Regions from separate parts of the Homo sapiens genome. Here region 1 is linked to region 2. Evidence: chromatin contacts called from ENCODE Hi-C data. All regions are on one chromosome and are shown on one strand. Each heading gives the region's core, a stretch centred on a gene start or an enhancer-like site at or near the end of the contact. The rest is flanking DNA. Distances are from core to core; before and after follow the strand shown. Region 1 overlaps FRRS1 (ferric chelate reductase 1). Region 2 holds the start of LINC01708 (long intergenic non-protein coding RNA 1708).

What was found. A loop is a pair of places that touch in the nucleus more often than their neighbours do. Pooled maps may share reads with other maps.
Region 1: a map of A673 shows a loop between it and region 2 (2.5-fold over the local background). The contact joins the enhancer-like site here to the promoter of LINC01708 in region 2. A Hi-C loop is called at or near these places in 2 of 168 maps with a recorded cell type or tissue (A673 and endothelial cell of umbilical vein), 1 of 37 single-sample maps with no recorded cell type and 5 of 50 pooled maps.

What each region holds. Positions count from the first base shown.
Region 1 is chr1:99,735,696-99,738,966 of GRCh38, forward strand. It overlaps FRRS1 (ferric chelate reductase 1), which reads right to left. Exons shown (of 17, transcript NM_001361041.2): 7 at 2,391-2,573. Among named protein-coding and RNA genes, the nearest start is that of FRRS1, 29 kb to the right of the region's middle. Within about 2 kb of position 1,481, at least 3 of the 41 ENCODE cell types and tissues checked have a DNase peak (open chromatin) inside an H3K27ac peak, as active enhancers do.
Region 2 is chr1:99,485,830-99,489,066 of GRCh38, forward strand. LINC01708 (long intergenic non-protein coding RNA 1708) reads right to left here and starts at 1,975. Exons shown (of 3, transcript NR_125951.2): 1 at 1,916-1,975. RefSeq lists a silencer at 2,491-2,691.

The DNA of each region.
Region 1 (3,271 bases), core at 231-2,730, 250 kb after region 2:
ATACTGGAAACAGATAAGATTTCTAAGTAAGATAAATATATCTTGAATTAGAGAGAAATGCTTTTGTGCCATCAATGCCTACAATTTAGAACAGAATAACTGACCTACCTGTGGGCTACTCATTACCATACTGAATGCAGTAACAGTCTTTCCCTCTTGCTTACAGGTTTTACGTAACCAGTAAAAGGAAATGTATCCGTATACTATAGCATGAATCTTGGCTATAAAGTGACTGGAATAAGTTGGATTTTTTTTTAAGTGGCTAGAGCATATATCTAAATGAGTGCTGTAACTCAGAGATGAACCTTAATGAAACTATACATTCATTCAACAGGTTAATCCTTTTTGGACTCATTTTCAGAATTTCCTTTCTAGCCAGTTTTATCACATTCACATGACAGCAGCACTACCACCACCTATCATTATTGCTTTATAGTCACATTTTATTTTCAACTCAACCTCATTCACCTTATACACTAAACATTGTTCATTTTTGCCAACACTAAGAATATCCAAAAGAATATGCTACAGGTCTGATGGCAATCACAAAAGGAAGTGGGGAAGATGTTTTGAACAATCAGCGCATCAGCTGAGCAAGTATAAAATTTCCTATACAAGCAACTTGGAAGGGGAAGGATTCATTATTTCTTATATGTTATTTTTTTAAGTACATGGTATCTTTTGTATCTCATAGACTTAAGGTATATCTTTTGTTTAATGAAAGAAGATAGAAGTGCATTCTAGAGGTGTCTAGTGAAATATGTAGGTCATATATACATACTGAAATGGTATCCTACATCATTCTCAGCAAACTATCGCAAGGACAAAAAACCAAACACCGCATGTTCTCACTCATAAGTGGGAATTGAACAATGAGAACACATGGACACAGGAAGGGGGACATCACACTCCGGGGACTGTTGTGGGGTGGGGAGAGTGGGGAGGGATAGCATTAGGAGATATACCTAATGTTAAATGACCAGTTAATGGGTGCAGCACACCAACATGGCACATGTATACATATGTAACAAACCTGCACATTGTGCACATGTACCCTAAAACTTAAAGTGTACTAATAATAAAATAAAAATAAATAAAATAAAAATAAAAAAGAATAAAAAAAAGAATTAGGACAATTAAAAAAAAAAAAGAAAGTTAGTTACATCCAGCGTCTTACAATACTTGCAAACACTGCTCCAGGACCAATGTGATCAAGTGCACTTTCAGGACGAGCATTAGTTTTTCTATTACAGCCATGTCAGAGTTCCTTTTCTTTTTCTGAAATATGATTCCCTAAAGAAGTGGTGTTAAGTTTAAATCCTGATAAGAAGAAAACCCTCAAGACAAGAACGCCTGTGCTAATAAGGGGCTTTCTCCATTTCTGGTCATCCCTATGCCCCAAGGCCCACTCTGCTTGAACAGGACTTATACACGTCCTGGCCACAATACTCTTCCTGCTCCCTAGGAAAGCGAGATGTTTATGCAGGCCTCTGCTCTTCCACACCACAGCACAAGGCTGCCACCTACAGAATCATTTAATCCATTTCAGCACTACCCAGGATGAGTGAGAATCGGCTTAAAATAAATGCTGCCTTCTGCTGATTTGACAAAGGAGCCTACTGTAATACATGCTGCCTGGATATACAAGTTTAATTCTCTTTTTAGGAAAGGCACTGATGACTACTAAAATAGGACAAAAGAGCAGGAACACATGTTTTAGTTCTGGCCACTTGAATAAACAATTCTGGTTTGAAAAGCATTACAAAAAACATGACATTTTATGCAGAACAACTTTTCTTAACTGTATTTCCTGCTTTATCGCAAAGAGACAGACAGACATAAAATGGCAAATACACTGGAAATAAAATGATCTTCCAAACTTTCCTTAGGACAGCCTGTTCTTGGAAGTAATTGCCCAACTGTTAAAATCATACAGTACTCAAAGCCGTTTAACTTAGAATCTGTTCTAAGTTAGCTTCTCCTGGATGATCATTTGACCCTGGAACAAACAGTTTCAATGATTCTCCTTTTGGTTTTTTGTTTGTTTGTTTTGGGGGGGTTTTTTTAGATGGAGTCTCACTCTGTCGCCCAGGCTGGAGTGCAGTGGCACAATCTTGGCTCACTGCAACCTCCACCTCCCAGGTTCAAGTGATTCTCCTGCCTCAGCCTCCCGTGCAGCCGGGATTACAAGCGCCCGCCACGACGCTAGGCTAATTTTTGTATTTTTAGTAGAGGTGGGGTTTCACCATCTCGGCCAGGCTGGTCTTGAACTCCCGACCTCGTGATCCACCTGCCTCGGCCTCCCAAAGTGCTGGGATTACAGGCATGAGCCACCATGCCTAGCCGTGATTCTCCTTTTGTTACCACTTATGTAAGTGAGAGGTACCAACCATCCACTGATCATGAGACAATGCAAAGGATAAATAGCCTTTACTGGGGCCGCTCATTTCAACCATCACCGATTGGTCATCTCTTGTGAAGGACAAGAAGACACAGGAAGCCTCCTTCTCTGGGTCACAGTTCAAAGGACTCCTAATACAGAACTTCTTGTTCCCACAATCTGAGGCACTGAACTAGAAAAATGACAGAGGAAAAAAAAATCTTAATTATCAAACAAGCAGTTCATTGGCAATGACAGAAGAATAACTACCTTCAAGTACGGGTAGCTCCCAAATTAATGAGAATACCTTTCCATAATAAGCATTCAAATAAGGAAACAAAAGACACATCCCAAATTAAAAATGATCGGAGCAGTAGTTAGGTTATGAACTTTTAAACTTAATTAATTTTAATTAAAATTTGGAAAACATACACTTGTTGGGCTGTAATTGTGCAAGGGTATTAAAGCTCCTGTAATACACAAAACATTTCACATTAAGTAAGTTTTGGAGCAAAGTTTCTGATAGGTTTTGAGAAATTTTTGAGTTAATATTTCAGTCCCTAAGACTTAAATGACACTAACGTTCCTGCCTAAAGGGTATCCTCTAGTTCTCAGAGATGAAGATTTAAAAAGCAAACAAATAAATACTTAGAAAGCTATTATATTTAGGTTGTGGATTCTGCTTCTAGAATTCTGATTCAAATTTCGTACTAAAATGACATAAGAAAAAAATGGTCGCCCCAATTTACCAGCATTCCAAATAACCATAGTGATTTATTGGGGGGAGAAATAAGCAACAATCGGATGACTTAATCCCGAGCTTCTTGATAAGGAATATAAGACGAAGAGTCTTAGAAAAAAAAATCAGCTGTATAATCTGATAAATGAGCA
Region 2 (3,237 bases), core at 725-3,224:
AAATGATATTATAAGCAGAATATTTAATGTAAAAAAAAAAAGAAAATTTTAGGGACAGAACCCTGAAGGACACTAGCATTCAAGGACCTGTCAGAAGAAAGAGTCCCCAAAGTTAGACGGAGAAAGAGTGGCTAGAAAAGTAGTGTGGTATGTAACAAACTCTCCTCTAGTGTTTTGGGGAAGAGAGAGTGGTACAGAACTAAATATTTCAGAAAGGTTGAATGATAATCCAAACCAGGAAGCCTCCACTGGATGTGTTACTAGAAAATAGAGGCATTTCATTGGAGTGGTGAGAGCAGAGGGCTTAAAGAGTGAAGGTGAGGAAGTTGAGACAGAAAATGAAGATAATGAAGAAGGAAGCCAAGTTTCATGGAATGGTTTTTCTCAAGATTGTAGGGATATGTGCACATTTAAATGCAGATAAAAAGTGAAAAGAGAATGAGAGAGTTTGAAGATATTCTTGCGTTTTGAGCAAACTGCTTAATTTTTCTCCTCCCAATTCTTTAATCTGAAATATGGGGATATAAAACAATGCCTACATCATGAGATCTAATTGTATAATCCATGCAGGGCTTTGCATATTACCTGGTATATGCTAATCACTTAATAAATACTGGCTAATATTAAATAGCAGAAAGAATAGTATTGGAACAGGAGTAAGGGAAGAGAATGTGAATTTGGATCCATGTCTGTGTATAGATTCAGCATTGGGAGATGTACAGAGTTTCAATCTCATAACCACTATCTCTGTGTCAAGAAAGAGGGGTAGTGGATGCAGAAGTTTCTGAAGGGAATTAAAAGGATTGTATTTGTCATATCTATATGAAGAAGGAAGGAAGGGAATAGACTAAAATTTATCATATATTTTATGAGTCATGCATTAAAATAAGTGCTTTGTTTATATTATCTCATTTAGTTCTCAAAGTAAAGTAGTTATTATTTCCATTTCACAGGTACACAAGCTGAGGTTTCTGTATCAAAGTATTCTGTGGTAACAATGGACTCAAACAATGACTCAACATGGAATAAGTTTATTTCTTGCTCTCCAAACAGTCTAGGAGAGTAACAGGGCTCTTTCTACATAGTCACTGAAGAACTCAAGTCGATAAAATGCTCTGCCACTTTCAACAATATGGCTTCCAAGCTTGGCACAGTCTTCTCCAGCCAAGTGGAAACTAGGAAGGGTTTTTTTTTTTTTTTAATCTTCGTTGTTGTATTTGGCTTATTTGTTTGTTCATTGGCCAGAAAAATGATATGGGCCAGACATGGAAGAAATACCCATAAGTTCTGTTCATATTCTCTGACTAGAAATTAGCCACATGCTACAGGTAACGGTCTCTGCCAGTGTGTTTATTTGTTTGAGGAAGCTTGAGAGCAGGGAAGAAGATTAGGAGTTTATTTTAGAAACATTGCATTAAAGTTTATATGTTCAAGTGAAATATTACCTATAGAGGTACAGCTTAAGAGAGAACCTCAATGGCGTTTTGAGGAGAACCCTGAGGTGTAAAGCAAATAAGACCATCCAGCACTGAAATAAGTAAGGTTGTCAAAAAAGATATTATAGTAGCCATAGAATTGCAACATTTCCACAGACAGCACTAAGAGAATCCCTACCTACTACTTAAAATTTAGTAAGGATAAAATGGGAAAATAGGCCCCAAAATTGTTAAGCAAATACACTAAATTACCCTTCCAAAAACTACAGTAAAGAAAGAAGAAGTAAGAATGGGTAATAATTGATAATACTGTGTGGTTTTCTTCAATCTTATTTTATTTTCTGTCAGTAAAAGCATTTGCTATGCAACTAAATGACATGTAGTAAATGAGACAATATTGCTCAAACTTATGTGGGCTATTTAGTAACCAAAAAAAAATTATTGATGCTGCTGGCAACAAGTTGATAATCTATACTTACTTTTTCTATTGTGTGTGAATCATTTTTCTAATACATGTTCATGCCATATCTCTGTTAACTCTGTAAGCAAAAATGTAAAGCAAGTTAACAAACATTCCAACAACCAAACCCGTAGCCTTAATGGGAATAATGCACAACCCAACAAAATCATAACAATTCTTGTAGAACAAACTCCTCCATGAATATCAGATATAGTAAAAAGAGCAAAAGATCTAGATTCTTGCTCTAGCCATGTAAACATCTGAATAATTTGAGTAAAGTCACTTTTCTTTGAAGGGCTTCCGTTCTTCTATCAGTAAAATGACTCAAGTTGAAACTAGATTAGATTGAATTTACCAAACATTTATTGAACATCTATTGTTAAACCCTGTGCCAAGTACTGGGGGTATAGAGATATTTATGATACAATCCCTGTGTTAAGCTTTTCAACAAAAGTTATTTCTTTCCTGGGCATATGGATAACTAAACTTTCACTCTTACTGTCAAAAGATAAAACCCTATTATTAGTTCTGCTCAATGAAATGTGAATAGCATATGTCTGTGTAGTCCACACTGAGCCAGTAGAAGCCCCTACTCACTTTCTACTCCTTCTGCCATGGAAATATAAGAACAGTCCTTGTATTGAGAAGGTAGAGCCTCAAGTTTGAGGTTGCCTAGATCCCTGAGTCACTGAACAGACGAACACACAGCTGTCCTTGAGAGTTGCCCAGATCTGCGACAGATTCTTGCATCAGTGAGATGTAAACTTTTTTTCTGATAACTAGCATTAACTGCAATAGAGCCTATCACATCTTGACAAAAGAGGCTAGTTAGGAGGCAGACATATGCAAGGTGGTATGCATTTCACTAAGGGAAAAATAAAGTGCATTTAGCAGAGAAAATGAAAAGTAATCTATTATTTCTAAAGATGTCGGGGAAGGTATCATAAATTTAGAATGAGTGTGGCAGTTTAACGAAGCAACTGGAATATAACATTGAGACACAAGAAAGACAGTCAAGGATGGAACCTTGGGGTACACTAACATCTAAGATTTAGATAAAGGCAAGTTAATAAAGAAAACTGAAAAGAGAAGACAAAGGAGCAGAAAGAAATGGTATTCTGGAAACCCAGAAAGGAAAACATTCCAAGAGGAGTCAGAAATTGTCTGTAATGTCAATTGTTGGGAAGTCATGATCTGAAAAGAGACCATTGGATTCAAAATTATGAAAACTTTAAAGATGATATGCAGACTCTAGTGAATGGGAGACAAAAAGGTGGCAAAATATGCTTATAGTAAACACACAATAGCATTTACCAAAGTGTGTTTTGGAAAACATTTACT